Regions from separate parts of the Homo sapiens genome. Here region 2 is linked to region 1. A link is a loop called in an ENCODE intact Hi-C map of the cell type or tissue named here. Cell type or tissue: Caco-2. All regions are shown on one strand. Each heading gives the region's core, and the rest is flanking DNA. Links, peaks and the distances in the headings are about the cores only.

Region 1 (8,089 bases), core at 2,520-5,019:
GGCCAATAGCGTGTCACATGAGGAGAATGACTATGATCATGTGATTCACTGGGCTGTTAGGCTTCCATAACCTCAGATGGACCTGTCAAGAACTCAGCGAAACAGGCAGGACAGATAAAGATATGTGACTGGTCAAGATCACACAGCTGGTAATAGGACTCAAATCTATACTCAAGGCCAAGCGCAGTGGCTGCCGCCTGTAATCCCAGCATTTTAAGAGGCCAAGGCAGGTGGATCACTTGAGGTCAGGAGTTCAAGACCAACATGGTGAAACCCCATCTCTACCAAAAATATAAAAATTAGCTGGGCATGGTGGTGGCACCTGTAGTCCCAGCTACTCAGGAGGCTGAGGCAGGAGAATCAGTTGAACCCAGGAGGGCAGTGGTTGCAGTGAGCCAATATCATGCCACTGCACTCCAGCCTGGGTGACAGAGTGAGACCTTGTCTTAAAAAAAAAAAAAAAAAAAAAAAAAAGTCTACACTCAAGACTCCTTGTCCCAGGTTCTAAATGCCCCATTTTTTTGATTCCAAAAATGTCTGTCATGACAACATGCAAAGAACTTAATTGAAAGAAGAGTTAGAAAACATAACCTGATTTTTCTTGTATATTCAATTTTTATATGATTTCTTTATTATAAAGCCTTCTGGGCACTGAGGCTTTGTATTTGAGTTTTTTGTTTTGTTTTGTTTGGATTTGATTTTTATTTTATTTTTTTTTTTGAGACGGAGTCTGGCTCTGTAGCCCAGGCTGGAGTGCAGTGGCGCGATCTCAGCTCACTGCAAGCTCCGCCTCCTGGGTTCACACCATTCTCCTGCCTCAGCCTCCGGAGTAGCTGGGACTACAAGTGCCCGTCACCACGTCCGGCTAACTTTTTCTATTTTTAGTAGGGACGGGGTTTCTCCATGTTAGCAAAGATGGTCTCGATCTCCTGACCTCGTGATCTGCCCACCTCAGCCTCCCAAAGTGCTGGGATTACAGGCGTGAGCCACCGCGCCCGGCCTTGGATTTGATTTTTTAAGTCATAGGAAGTGTGACATTTTGGCATGGCTGTTTAGATGAAATAACGTTTTGACACCATGACCCTAAAAACAAAATCCATCTTCAGCTACTGGGTAGGATGATACAGATGTTCTGACCTTATCCTACCTTTTCCTTGACACATTCACCATTTCTGAACCCCCAAGGTCAAAGGGAGGATTAGGTTTAAATATAGAAAGAGACTCAGGGGACATCCACAAAATGTTTTACATCAATTCCAAGGTCTAAGCTATTGGACTGGGTACAGCCTTTTCTCCTGTCTCCTCTTTTCACTTACTAGTACCCAGCATTCCTGTTTCTAACTCTTCATGCCAATAAATTTAGGGGACAAATGTGATTACCCAAATGCTAACCTGTATGAGCAAGTGCCATGGCCTACTAAAATAGGCTGGGTTTGTGGTCAGAATGCCTAGGGGTGAAACCCCAGCTTTGCTACTTGCAAGTCATGAGACTTTGAAGAAGATGCCTTACCTCTCAGTACCAGTTTCTTAACTGGTAAAATAGGGATAATAATCCTGACCTCATAAGGTTATTATAAAAATGAGATGAGTTGGCCAGGCGTGGTGGCTCACGCCTGTAATCCTAGCACTTTGGGAGGCTGAGGCTGGTGGATCATTTGAGGTCAGGAATTCAAAACCAGCTTGGCCATCATGGTGAAACCCCGTCTCTACTAAAAATACAAAAAATTAGCTGGGCATGGTGGTGTGAGCCTGTAATCCCAGCTACTCAGGAGGCTGGGGCAGGAGAATCACTTGAACCCAGGAGGCAGGGGTTGCTGTGAGCTGAGATCGTGCCACCGCACTCCAGCCTGGGTGACAGAAGGAGACTCCATCTCAAAAAAAAAAAAAAAAAATGAGACGAGTTATAGACAGTTATTTCCTTTCCCATCTCCTTTTTAAACTCTAGTGTGACTGCATTCCTCTTTGTTAATTCTATCAAGCCTTTCCATTTTAAATCCTTTTATGATTTTTTTAACTCTTTCATTCACTGAAATTTTTTATTCTTTTATTCACCTGTTTATTCCATAAACATTCATTGCTGGAGTACCAACTATGCAGGATTCACCAGAGAAATAAATCAACAAAATTGACCCTCTGCCTTCTGGAAACTCCCAGGCATGATAAGACTGTTTTATGGAAGGGGCACACACCCAGGCTCGAGCCAGAGATCTACAAGATGAATAGGAGTTAGGCAGATGAGTAGGGGGAAAAGGGATCGGGAAATGCCTGGGCCCGGAGGAAAGAACACGGTATCATCAAGTCCATGAAATCAGTTCAGGGTGGCTGCCTTAAAGGAGGAGAAAGTGTGAAGAAATCCAACCTTTGCACTGTTCAACATTAAATAGGGTTCATGGCCCTGTGTTAACTGTGGGAGGAAGAGATTTGGTCCCTATGACAAGGAAGCTAGGGGAGCCAGTAATCACAGAGAAAGAACCCTCAATCATTCATTCCTTCTTAGGACTTTCAGGAAATGGTGGAGCCCTGCGTTTATCTACACTGCTGAAGCTAGAGCTGCCCCTAGTGAAAAACTCCCTTCCTGCTGCCTTCCTGGCCCCAGGGGGGGATGCCTCCCAACTCTGAGCTTGTCCAGGAGTTTATAGCAGCAATCAAAGCTTTTAGGGCTGCCCACCTGTTTCTTGTGCAGGTCCAGGTTCCAGCCTCTGGGACCTTCACCCTTTCCTCTTGGGTCATACAGCAGCTGCATGTGGGTGTCCCCACTGTTCCTACGTAAACCCCCCATGGGACAGGAATGCAGGCTTCTCAGCAAAGGTGATGGAGGCCTATAGTCCTCCAGATGACTGAGGGTGGATGATATGGTTTGGCTGTGTCCCCACCCAAATCTCGTCTTGAATTGTAGCTCCCATAATCCCTATGTGTCATGGGAGGGACCTGGTGGGAGGTAATTGAATCATGGGGGCAGGTTTTTCCCGTGCTGTTCTCACAATAGTAAGTCTCATGAGATCTGATGGTTTTATAAAAGGCAGTTCCCCTGCACATGCTGCCCTGCCTGCTGCCATGTAAGACATGCCTTTGCTCCTCCTTCACCTTCTGCCATGATTGTGAGGCCTCCCTGGCCATATGGAGCTGTGAGTCCATTGAATCTCTTTCCTTTATAAATTACCCAGTCACGCATATGTCTCTATTAGTAGCATGAGAATGGACTAATACAGTGGAGGAGAATCCTAAGTAAAATCTTCAGAGACACATTGGCTTCCCCAACAGGATCATATTTCCTTGAAACTCCATTCTGCACAGTTACCAGAAACAAAAGCAACACTAATCCCTGCATATGCAAGAAATATGACCTTTCCTAGGCTAATTTTTAGCCACCCTTCTTTCTTGGCTCGTTCTACTTTGTTTGTCAAAAATCTTCATTAATGATTAACCAACCATGAGGTTTAAATAACCTTAGTCATTCTAAGGCAGCTAAGAGATGTCACTGAAGCCCAGTTTTTTCTGAGATGACCTTGCTGGGGGTGTGCTGGGTCAAAACATTTGCACTTAATGGTATTGTGATAACACTGGGCCATGCCAGTTTGGTTTTGCTGGGATTTTTCCGCTCCTTTTTCACGACCTTTATTCCAAACTGACAGCACCATGAGATAGTTTTACTTCCGTCGACCTCACCACCCTCACACCTCCACCCCCATTCAAATTTGGCCATTTGACCCTTTCTCAATCTTATATAGAGTACTATGCAGACTCAGCTTCCCAATAAACCCCTAATGTCCCCTTTCCAAATAAGACACTCCCCTAAGGAGAGAAATTCTGGAAATGCAACTGATTCTAAATGTGCTCTAGCATTTATAGAGGGAATCTCTTGTGCATAAGAGACAACAGCCAAAATAATCTACTTAGAAATTACCCAACGCTTTAGTGCAAACAGCCGTGCCACTGAGTGCTCAGTCAAGCCTGCCTTCGGCGAGCATGTCTTTTTTTGGTTCCTCATTTTCCTTGTGTTTGGGAATAATGTTAAAGTCTTAGATGATGATCATTCAGCAGGAGATAAGAATAATGGCTGACAGTAACTTACCATATATGCCAATGGTCAAGTACTTTACGTGGATATTTTTTAAACTTTTTATTAAAAGAGTAACATAGATACAGTAGTGTACATACCATAGAGAGCTTGATGAATTTTCACAAACTGAGCACATCCATGTAACCAACATCCAGAGGAGTAACATGACCAGCATTCCAGAAGGTTTTGCATGGCCCTTTCCAGTGACCACCTCAACAAGGGAAACAGTCAAATCTACAGCATAGATTAGTTTTGCATGCATCATGTTTTCACACTTGAGCTTGCTACTCTTAATACCCCCATTTTACAGATAAAAAGCAAGGAGGCAGAAGGAGGTTTCATAACTTCTCCCGAGACCACGTCGCTGGTAAGTGAAACAGTGTAGATCTGAACCTGGAATATCTAACTCTAGAGCTGGGGCTGGGGTTGGAGGGATTATAGATCACCCATTTTGTAAGGATGTAGAGTCATTTGTTTGTTCTAGAAGTCACACCGATCTCCTAATAGAGTCACTTTATCTTAAAGGACATTGGAGCAAGTGGAAAGGAAAGTTTAAAAATTACACACATTGCAGAATATAGATGCAAAACTTTCTGGAGTCTGAAGGTCTTATAGGGTCACCTTTCTACATTTTTTTTTCCTGGTGGCCTCCAAGCCTCTTACATTCTAGCATGTCTTTTATCAAATGTTGCTCTCAGAAAGGGAAGAAATAAACAAATTCATTCCCAAGGAGGTGAGTTATGTGGGGCTTTTTGTCTTTTGTTTGTTTGTTTTGAGACAGGGTCTTGCTCTGTCACCCGGGCTGGAGTGCAGTGGCGCAATCCCTGCTCACTGCAGCCTCGATTTCCCAGGCTCAGGTGATCTTTCCACCTCAGCCTCCTGAGTAGCTGGCACTACAGGCATGTGCCACCACATCCAGCTAATTTTTTGTATTTTTTGTAGAGATGGGGTTTCGCCATGTTGCTCAAGATGGTCTCGAATTCCTGTGCTCAAGCGATCCTCCCATCTCATCCTACCAAAGTGCTGGGATTACAGGCATGAGACACTGTGCCTGGCCTCCTGAGTTATGTGGTTTTCATTGAACAAATCCCTTGTCAACGAAGCTAAGGAAGAAAGCCCTAACTTTGGAAGTTAAGGCCATAGCCAGTCAAATAAAGAGAATAACTTCAAGAGTCAGGAGGTTCTCCACCAGCTCCAGGACACTGTACCACAAAAGCAGCCCAATCTAGGGAGGCTAGCCCAAGCCTTCTGAGTTGCCGAGGGGCCAAATAATTAGACCCTCTGGACAGTTCAATGAATAATTTTAACAACTAGTGTCTCAAATAAAAGATATACGATATAAAATGCTGGAAAGACATGCCAGTCAAGGATAATCAGCTAATCCTTGAATAGCATTTCACTGGCCACAGAAGCCTTTCTAAAACTCTATCTCCCTGATCTTCATGACAATCCTGTAAGATAGTTACAGATGACATTCTCCCCTTCCCATTCATTTAACAAATGTTTTGTTTTTCGAGCATTTATGTGCCAGGCTTTGTGATGGGGCCTAAAGACAAAATGGTGAACATGATCTCCATTTTATCAAGGGAGAAATTGAGGCCTAAAAAGGATAAGTTACTTGCTCAAGATACAATGATACTCAAAATTCAATTTTTTTTTTTTTTTTTTGAGACAGTCTTGCTTTGTCTCCCAGGCTGGAGTGCAGTACACTCTCCGCTCACTGCAACATCTGCCTCCCGGGTTCCAGCAATTCTCCTGCCTCAGCCTCACAAGCAGCTGGGACTATAAGCCTGCGCCACCACGGCCGGCTAATTTTTTGCATTTTTAGTAGAGACAGAGTTTCACTGTGTTGGCCAGGCTGGTCTCGGACTCCTGACCTCGTGATCTACCCACCTCAGCCTCCCAAAGTGCTGGGATTACAGGCGCGAGCCACTGCGCCCGGCCTCTTGCTTCTCTTTCATTTGCCTTCCACACTGGGGCCACAGTGATCTTCCTAAAACCAAATCTGAGTGTCACTTATGTCACATATCTTTAGAAGTATCCCACTGCTGACTGTACCAAGTCCAGCTTAAAACACACAAGGCCCTTTATAAACTGGCCTCTGTGCACGTCTTCAGAATTATATCCTGCCAGTTGCATATGGGCAGAACGGATATCCACTATGCACTGGTATGTCCATTTTGGTCACTTACTGCCCATGTTCCTCTGACTGACCAGTGCCTGTCCTGGTTACTGAAAACTTTGATTTTGTCTTTCACCTGCTTACCATTCTCTCCCATTATTCCGAAATATTAATATTTGCAGTTCCTTTAAAAAGCTCCCTTCCCGGCCGAGCGCGGTGGCTCACGCCTATAATCCCAGCACTTTGGGAGGCCAAGGCGGGCAGATCATGAGGTCAGGAGATCGAGACCATCCTGGCTAACACTGTGAAACCCCGTCTCTACTAAAAATACAAAAAATTAGCCAGGCGTGGTGGCGGGCACCTACAGTCCCAACTACTCTGGAAGCTGAGGCAGGAGAATGGCATGAACCTGGGAGGCAGAACTTGCAGTAAGCTGAGATCTGGCCACTGCACTCCAGCCTGGGCGACAGAGTGAGACTCCATCTCGAAAAAAAAAAAAAAAAAGCTCCCTTCCCTCTAGGAGTGTCCACCCAACAAACTCCCACTTATTCATCAAGTATTTATTGAGCACCTACTATATATACACTTGGGCTAGGCATTGAAGATAGAGAACTAAAAGTCCTGTCCTCAAGAAGGTACTGGTCTAGTGAGAACACAGACAAGTTAAAAGATCGTGATAAACTAGTGGGAGAAGTGTTAGGACAGAGATAAATCCTGATGCTTGGGTAGCACAGAGAAGCGATACTTAACCCCAGACTTGGGGTTCAGGGAGCTGCTCCTGGATCGGGGACATCTCAGTTGAGTTCTGAAGGCTCAGACAGGGCAGAAGGAATCTTGATAAAGGGAGCAATGGATCTGTAAAGAACATAAAATAAGCAAAGCCTAGAATGGGAGGTGAGGCTAGTGATATGAGGCTGAAGAGAGTTGCTGGACGGTGTGTGGGGAGGGAGCTGGTGCACGCTGTGCCCAGTTGGCAACTCAGTGTAACATTCTATCCTGACCACAGTGAGGAGTCAATGATTGATTTTTTTTTTTTTAAGACAACATTTCTCTCCTGTCACCCAGGCTGGAGTGCAGTGGCATGATCTTCCCTCACTGCAACCTCCGCCTCCTGGGTTCAAGCTATTCTCCTGCCTCAGCCTCCCAAGTAGCTGGTATTAGAGGTGCATGCCACCATGCCTGGCTAATTTTTGTATTTTTAGTAGAGACTAGGTTTCACCATGTTGGCCAGGCTGGTCTCAAACTCCTGACCTCAGGTCCGGAGTTTGCCTCTGCCTCCCAAAGTGCTGAGATTACAGGTATGAGCCACTGTGCCCAGCAAATAATTGATTTTCAACAGAAGAGTGGCTTGATCAGAATTGCACTTTAGAGAGAGTGTTCTGGCCAGAGCATGAGACTAGACTGGAGGGGAAAAATGCTGAAGGGAGGGGGACCAGTTAGGAGGCTGTTGCAGAAAGCAGGTGAGAAATGATGGTGGGCTGGGCTAAGGTGATAGCAAACGGACAGGAAATGGACTCAAGAGGTGCTAAGTTAAAGTCGATCAGTGCCGGTGACTAGTAAGTGATAGCGCAAAGGGAGGTGGATGAAGAATGACTCCTGAGTTTCTCACCTGGGTAATTGGGTGGATATGGTGCAGTTTTATGGAGCTGACAGTCCATAACTCTGCGCTGGGCAGTTTACGTGAATTGATCCATTTAATCCTCTTAACAACTCCATGAGTTGACAATATTCTTAACTCCATTTTACAGACTAGGAACCTGAGGCACAGAGAGTTTCAGTAGGTTACGCAAGGTTACACAGCTAGTTTAAGTGGAAGAATCAGGATTTAGACTCATACAGTCTGACTACAGAATTCGTCTTTTTCTTTTCTTTCTTTTTTTTTTCTTTTTTTTTTTTTTTTTTTTTTT
Region 2 (8,089 bases), core at 1,967-4,466, 55 kb after region 1:
AACTGACCATTTTTAATTATATCTTTTGTCACATGACATTTTGGGGTTTTATGCAGTCAAATATGTCTATCTCTTTTTTTAATAGCGTCTGGTTTCCAGTATTTGATAAGGGAATCTCCTCTGCCTCTTACATGTAGTTTCCTAGATTTTCTCATAGAATTTATATATTATTATTTTGTTTTTTACATTTAAGTTTTGATCTATCTTAAATTAATTTTTATATCTTATATAAAACAGGGGCCTGAAATTATTTTATTTTTTAATAGATAGCCTTTCCTCACTGATTTCAGCTACTCTCATGACCATATATTAAATTCTCACATGCACTATGAGCCATTTCTGGATTCTCTGTTTTCTCTATTCATTTCCACTGTTTTTTTTCTCTTTTTTTCGTTTCTTTCTTTCTTTCTTTCTTTTTCTTTTGATGGTAATGGTGAGTCTATTCCTAGCCCAGTCCCAACTTGATTTGCTTACCATGACCTCCAATTTCCTCTCAAGCAAGAACCCCTCACAGCCTTCTTTTGCATATTTTTTTTTTGGCTATTGGCATTTGGTATTCATCTTTCCATATAAACCATAAAAGGCTTAGGGTCTCAGGTGAAGGTCCATGTCTAGCTCAGCAGTTGAGTCACATGCTCAGAGAGGCAAGTCAGCTTGGCTTCTCCTTTTTAAACCATTAAACACCAAAGTTCTTATTTCCATACCCCCTTCCATGCTGAAGACCCTGACTGCTCTCAGGGCGTCTCAGACCCTCGCAACAGAACAGGTCTGATTACTTTGCCTGAAAGAGATTGAAGGGTGATTACTCTCTAAGCCAAGAACATGATTTACACTCCTGGGGTGAACAGGGAGTGAAATATGCAAAGGCATCCTAGAACAGCAGAAAAGAAAACACACACACACACACATTTTTAATCTCTGCTGTGTCATATTAAGGAAGTTGGATTTTATCCTGTAGGTATTTAGCCATTTTAAAAGTTTTAGGCAAAGGAGTCACAAGATCAGTTTGACTAGGATGGAGTCAAGGGGGAAGCAGCTGGAGGCCCAGTTAGGCTGGCGCTGCAACAGGCCAGGCAAAGAGGATAAAGATCTAGAATAACACAATTGTCAAAGAGAAAAGTGGACAGATTTGAAAACCTCTTAGCAAGTAAAATTGTCAGGATCGGTGAGAGGTTTGATTTTAGGTTAGACAATAATCTAGGAAGACTCCCCGATTTCTAGGCTGGTTGATGGAGGTGATGGTAATACAGCTAAATGACACGGAAAACACAGGAGGAGGAGGAGACCTGGGTGGCAATATAGATAATAAACTTAGTTTGGGATGTGTTGAGTTTGAAGGCCTGTGAGAAGTGGAGATACTCAGAGGACTTGAAGATTCTATTGGGTTTGGAGCTAAGGGGAGCTCAAGATTGGACAAGCGGTTTTGAGAACCTTCAGGACATACATAATCATCAGGAGAGCTGAGGATGTAACATGGAGGGACACCAACCTTGACCAGAAGAGGAGGAGTCGGAGCCAGCCAGGGGTTCTGAGAACGTGCCACTTAAGAAGCAGAAAGGGGTAACACAGGCCGGGTGAGTGGCTCCTGCCTATGCGTCTGCGGTGGCAGAGGTGGGTGGAACACTGGAGGTCAGGAGTTCGAGAACATCCTGACCAATGTGGTGAAACCCCATCTTTACTAAAAATACAAAAATTAGCCAGACATGGTGGCAGGCACCTGTAATCCCAGCTACTCGGGAGGCTGAGGCAGGAGAATTGCTTGAACCCAGGAGGCGGAGATTGCAGTGAGCCAAGATCACATCACTGTATTCCAGCCTGGGCGACAGAGTGAGACTCTGTCTCAAACAAAAAAAAAAAAAGTGGGGAGGGGGTAACAGAAGATAAGACAGAAGTGTTTCAGGAAAGAGAAAGCAGTCAACTGTGCTGAAGGCAGCAGAGAGGCCTCAGCGGTATCCAGTGGATTTGCAGTTACCAAGTCCATGGTGAGCTTGGTCAGAGCAGTTCCAGTTGACTGTGGAGAAAATAAATCAGGTTTTAAACACAGAGTGAGGACAAAGAATGAGGGAATGTGCCAGATGTCTCCCTTTGTCCTTCCAGATTCACACTCAATGCTTTGCCACTCTGCTGTCTGTCCTGGGCACACAGGCAGCACCAACAGATTCCCATGACTGTTGAGTTTGGCCAACGGTGAGCCCTAGGAGGAGACTGGAGGGAAGGAGGGTGAGATGGGGATATATATATATATCCCCCAACTCCTTCCCTAAGGCTTCTGCCACATTTGCTCAACCAGAAGTCATGGCTTTCCTCCTGGGTCCAGGTAACCACTCCTTCCCACCTCCTCTCAGGCCTAGAGTGGTAACAGCTCTGCTTTTCTAGGCCTGGGATTTTCTACTGCCCCTGGTGTTTCTCTGCAACCTGCCTACACCTTTGCAGACACTCCTTTATTACACCTTCCTCAAATTATCTTTATATGAACACACCATCTGTGTCCTGCTGGAAGCCTGAATGATCCAGGAGGGAAATTTGACTGACAAGAGTAAAGAGACAGAAATACACAAAGGCAAAAGAGGTTTTGTCATGGGGTTTTATTTTTTAAGTGTTGGAGTGGCTTGGATATATTGATAAGCTCATGAAGTTTTAACAGTCAGGTCTTATTTCAAAGGCGTAATCTGAGAGGAAGGAAGAAAAGGCAGAGAGCTCTTTGCTCTCTGGGGTTGGTGACATGTCAAGTGGCCTCACCACAATTGCTTCAGATGTTCTAGAACTTGTGTTTCCAGTTTGTCCAAGACAGTCCAGTTGCCAGGTTTGTCCCGGTTGCATTGGTAAAGCGTTGGTCTGAGCCCTAAGCTGACGGAAAAGGAGACACAGAGGCTAAAGAAGGAGAAAGAACAAAGGTCAGGACCTCAACAAACCTGGACACACCTCAGCGCGCTGAGGCAGTCAGACAATAAACAAAGTAGTTGGTGTTTTCTTAAACTTTGCAAGGCTCTGGATCACCCAGCCCTGCTCACCTTGCCAATCTCGACTCTTATGTCTCTTGGGTCATTGATCTGATTTCACTGTTCTGCCTCAGGGGCCTCCTCTCCCTTTCTCCAACGTCAGGAGCTGTGTTCTGCCCTTGAGCCTGAGCTCCTACCTGCAACCTGGCACTTCTCCCACCTCTAACCCCGGCCAGCTCTTTCTCACCCTCAGGTCTCATCTGAAACACCACTTTCTCCACAGGCTGCCCACCCAACCCAAAGCAGTCCCTTGCTTTATCTCCAGAGCACCCTGGCTCCTCTTCCATAGTGGCTACCACTTCTTAAAATGCATGGAGGTGAAGAATTTTATTTAGAAAGTCTAATTTTTGGCCGGACGTGGTGGCTCACACCTGTAATCCCAGCACTCTGGGAGGCTGATGCAGGCAGATCACCTGAGGTTGAGAGTTCAAGACCAGCCTGACCAACATGGAGAAACCCCCTCTCTACTAAAAATACAAAATTAGCCAGGCGTGGTGGCACATGTCTGTAATCCCAGCTACTTGGGAGGCTGAGGCAGGAGAATTGCTTGAACCCAACGGGAGGCGGAGGTGGCTGTGAGCCGAGATCACGCCATTGCACTCCAGCCTGGGCAACAAGAGCGAAACTCCATCTCAAAAAAAAGGAAGTCTAATTTTCTTACAAGCTTTTTTGTTTGTTTGTTTGTTTTTGTTTTGACATCTATGTCTTTAATCTGTCTGAAACTTATTTTTGTATACAGTAGTCTGATTGTCTCAATAGCTATACAACATTTACCTTCCCGCTTTGCTGTAGTATTTTGTATTTTGTTTGTATTTTTACTTGCATTGCTTATCCAGGGAACTCTGTACCAAAGCATGGCTAAGAGCAGTTGAATGAAGCATCTCTTCTATTTTTCCCCTTTTCTGTCTTCTTTTGTGTTGGAAATAGTTTACCTTTCCTCGTGTTTCCTTTTTCAATTTAGAAGACACAACTAATATTTCTATACTTTTAAGGCCATTCCTTAAATTTTTGGCATCTATTCAAATATGATATATTTTACTAATATTAAAAGTAATTTGTGGCTGGGCACAATGGCTCATGCCCGTAATCCCAGCACTTTGGGAGGCTGAGGCAGGCAGATCACTTGAGGTCAGGAGCTCGAGACCAGCCTGGCCAACATGCCAAAACCCCATCTCTAGGAAAAATACAAAAATTAGCCAGGCATAATGGTGGGCGCCTATAATCCCAGCTACTAACGAGGCTGAGGCACGAGAATTTCTTAAACCCAAGCGGCGGAGGTTGCAGCGAGCCAAGATTGCAGCAGTGCACTCCAGCCTGGGTGACAGAGTAAGACCGTATCTCAAAAAAAAAAAAAAAAGTAATTTGTTATCTAGACAAAGACCTTAGTGTGGTTTAGGTTCCATCTTACCTTCCCCTTCTTAATTTCCACATCATTACATAGAGTTTTTGTTCTACCTTATATGAAACATGTCTTTGTATTATTAATAATACTATTGCAATAATTACACTATACACAATCTAGGCTCATTGCAGCCTCCACCTCCTGGGTTCAGGCAATTCTCCCACCTCAGCCTCTCGGGTAGCTGGGATTACAGGGGCGCTCCACCATGCCTGGTTATTTTTTGCATTTTTAGTAGAGCAAGGTTTCATCATGTTGGCCAGGCTGGTCTCAAACACCTGACCTCAGGTGATCCACCCGCCTTGGCCTCCCAAAGTGCTGGGATTACAGGCATAAGCCACCGTGCCCTGCCACAAATTATATTTTATTGATGTTTTTCTCATTGTTGCTTTCTGTATTTTTCTTCCTTCCATTAAGTTCACTTTTGTTCTTGTTGAAGTTATTTAAATTAAGGGTCAAGGGTAAGGGCAAGGTAAGTATTGTTATTTTTTTGTACGTCTACATTTTTTTCTGCAACTGTGAATAGTTCAGCTGAGTGTTCAAATTTTATGTTGACAGTCAATTTTCTTTGGCATTTTGAAGATATTACTCCATGTTTCTTGGCTTCTATAGTTGCAGATGAGAAGTCTGTTGCCAACTCAATTGCTGTTATTTTGAAGGCAGTCTGTTGCATAATATAGGAGGCTTTTCATGGTCAGCATTTCTGTAGTGATTTGTTGGACTCTCTAACAGCTCTTCCTTTCACCCGGTCATTCATTTAACAATTGTTTACTGTTTAATGATTGTGTACTAGGCCTGTTATTGTGCACAATGACGGAGAGAATAATGACAGAGCTTCTGGGCCCCAGGTCTGGAGAGGGTCTGAATATACTTGGGGAAGTAGACATGAAAATGAAGAAATGACCGCATAACAAGATAAAGCTTTAATGATGCAGACTGATTGTGAGTTTCTAGAATTCTGGCAAGGAATGTGATTTTATTCTATTGAGTTTCTCACAGTTTGTAGCACCATGTCTTACCCACTGAAATCAGTTAAAAATACTTTAACAATTAACCTGAGTATAACATCTCTTTAATATTTTTCTTTTTCTTTTTTTTTTTTTTAACTGAGACAGAGTCTTGCTCTGTCACCCAGGCTGGAGTGTAGTGGCGTGATCTTGGCTCACTGCAAGCTCTGCTTCCTGGGTTCACGCCATTCTCCTGCCTCAGCCTCCAGAGTAGCTGGGACTATAGTTGCCTGCCACCACGCCTGGCTAATTTTTTGTATTTTTAGTAGAGATGGGGTTTCACCGTGTTAGCCAGGATGGTCTCGATCTCCCGACATCGTGATCCGCCTGCCTCAGCCTCCCAAAGTGCTCAGATTACAGGCATGAGCCACCACACCCCACCTAATATTTTTCATTTTAAAATTATTTTAGCTTTCACTTTTCTCCAGTTTCAAATGCATGGTCGACTACTTACTAGCTATCTCTGCCAGGATTTCCTATGAGAATTTCCAGCTCAAGATGCCCTACAAAGAATTCTTTCCTCCAATACCTGGTTCTCTTTTACTCTTCACCTTGATTGTCTGCATTATTCTCAATGCCATCCTCTCCCTAAGCCCGTATCCAACTAGCCTGTCTATTCTAGGTCATAAATATTTTGTGATCTGTAATCTTATCCATTTTCTTATTCCCACCATCTTGGGTCAAACCTTCATTATCACTTTCCTAAACAGGTAAAAAAAAAAAAAAAATCCCAATAGATCTCCCTGCCTTTTACCACTTTTCTCTACAGTCTTTTAATTGCCACCACAGTCTTATTTCTTAAACATTGGATACTGAATTGGTTTTCTATTGCTGCTATAACAAATTACCATAAATTTCATGTCTTAACCCACATTTGTTATCTTGGAGTTTGGGAGGGTCAAAAGTCTGGAATGGATCTCACTGGGCTAAAATTAAGATATCAGCAGGGCTGCTTTCCTTTTGGAGGCTCTAGGGGACAATCTGTTGCTTTGACTTTTCCGATTCCTAGAGGCTGCTTCTCACACTGTTGGTTCATAGCTCTTTTCCTCCATTTTTCGAAGTCAGCAACATTGGCTGAGTCCTTCTCATGATACCATCTCTTTGGTTCTCTCTCTTCTGCCTCCCTTTTCTACTTAAAAGGATCTTTATCCAGCTGGATAATTTAAAATTATCTCCCCACCTCTAGGTCAGTTGATTAGCAACCTTAACTTCTCATTGCGGGGTAACTTAGCACACTCACCAGTCCTTCACATTAGCACTTGGACATCTTTGGTGGACCATTATTCTGCCTACCACAGGTTCAGTACAAATTGAAGAACGCATACCTATAATACCAGAGTCTTTGGGAGGCTGAGGTGGGAGGATCACTTGAGGCCAGGAGTTCAAGACCAGCCAGGGCAACAAAATGAAACCCCATCTATACAAAAAATTATTTAAAAATTGAATGCTGTCTGGGCAGGTGGCTCACACCTGTAATCCCAGCACTTTGGGAGACTGAGTGGGAGGATTGCTTGAGCCTAGGAGTTTGAGACCAACCTGAGCAACATAGTAAAACCCCATCTCTATAAAAAATTAAAAAATTAGCTGGGCTTGGTGATGCATGCATGTAGTCCCAGCTACTCAGGAGACTGAGATGGGAGGATGACGTGAGCCCAGGAAGTCCAGGCTTCAGTGAGCCGTGATTGCATTACTGCACTCCAGCCTGGATGACAGAGCAAGACCCCATCTCAAAAATGAAAATAAGTCCAGATGCGGTGGCTCATGTCTGTAATCCCAGCACTTTGAGAGGCCAAAGCAACCAGATCACCTGAGGTCAGGAGTTCAAGACCAGCCTGACCAACATGGAGAAACCCCATCTCTACTGAAAATACAAAATTAGCCGGGTGTGGTGGCACATACCTGTAATCCCAGCTACTCAGGAGGCTGAGGCAGGAGAGTCGCTTGAACCCAGGAGGCGGATATTGCAGTAAGCCGAGAGAGAGCCACTGCACTCCAGCCTGGGCAACAGAGCAAGACTCTGTCTCAATAAATAAATAAATAAATATAGCAGGACAAAATAGTAAATACATAATGATTATAATTATAGCAGAGAAACTAGACACATAAATATGATTGAAGGAAAATAATAGTAAATGAATAGTTGTTATTGCTATGATTGTGGAACTTGAGTAATTGTTATTCTTTTTTTTTTTTTTTTTTTTTTTTGAGACAGAGTTTCGCTCTTGTTGCCCAGGCTGGAGTGTAAGGGCGCAATCTTGGCTCACCACAACCTCTGTCTCCTGGGTTCAAGCGATTCTCCTGCCTCAGCCTCCCGAGTAGCTGGGATTACAGGTATGTGCCACCACACCCGGCTAATTTTGTATTTTCAGTAGAGATGGGGTTTCTCCATGTTGGTCAGGCTGGTTTCAAACTCCTGACCTCAGGTAATCCACCCACCTCGACTCCCCAAAGTGCTGGGATTACAAGCATGAGCCACCGTGCCTGGCCTGTTATTCTTTTATATCCTGCCCTTACTATAGTGTGGCTGTATAATTGAGGCAGGAACTGCTTGTTATCTACCCAACATCTACTCTCTCTTTCCTTCTTATAAAGATAACATTGATTGTCTTTGGGAAGGTAAAACTATTCCAAGATTTTCTTGCATGTGATTCATTTCTAGCTAATGAGCTACAGAAGAAAGTCAT

The links. A loop is a pair of places that touch in the nucleus more often than their neighbours do. Peaks named below come from ENCODE experiments on the same cell type or tissue, not always from the same donor. Only the 100,000 strongest peaks of a DNase experiment are listed, where the experiment ranks them.
Region 2: a loop joins it to region 1, with 2.8 times the contacts of the local background. A loop is called at or near these places in 3 of 110 quality-filtered maps.

What each region holds. Positions count from the first base shown.
Region 1 is chr4:40,413,987-40,422,075 of GRCh38, reverse strand. No RefSeq gene overlaps it. Among named protein-coding and RNA genes, the nearest start is that of RBM47-AS1, 8.1 kb to the left of the region's middle. RefSeq lists a cis regulatory region at 3,413-3,426 and an enhancer at 3,347-3,491. In Caco-2, for the core only: no CTCF peak of the experiment used is centred there; DNase peaks (open chromatin) are centred at 2,663 and 3,515.
Region 2 is chr4:40,358,477-40,366,565 of GRCh38, reverse strand. No RefSeq gene overlaps it. Among named protein-coding and RNA genes, the nearest start is that of CHRNA9, 27 kb to the right of the region's middle. In Caco-2, for the core only: no CTCF peak of the experiment used is centred there; DNase peaks (open chromatin) are centred at 2,385 and 2,915.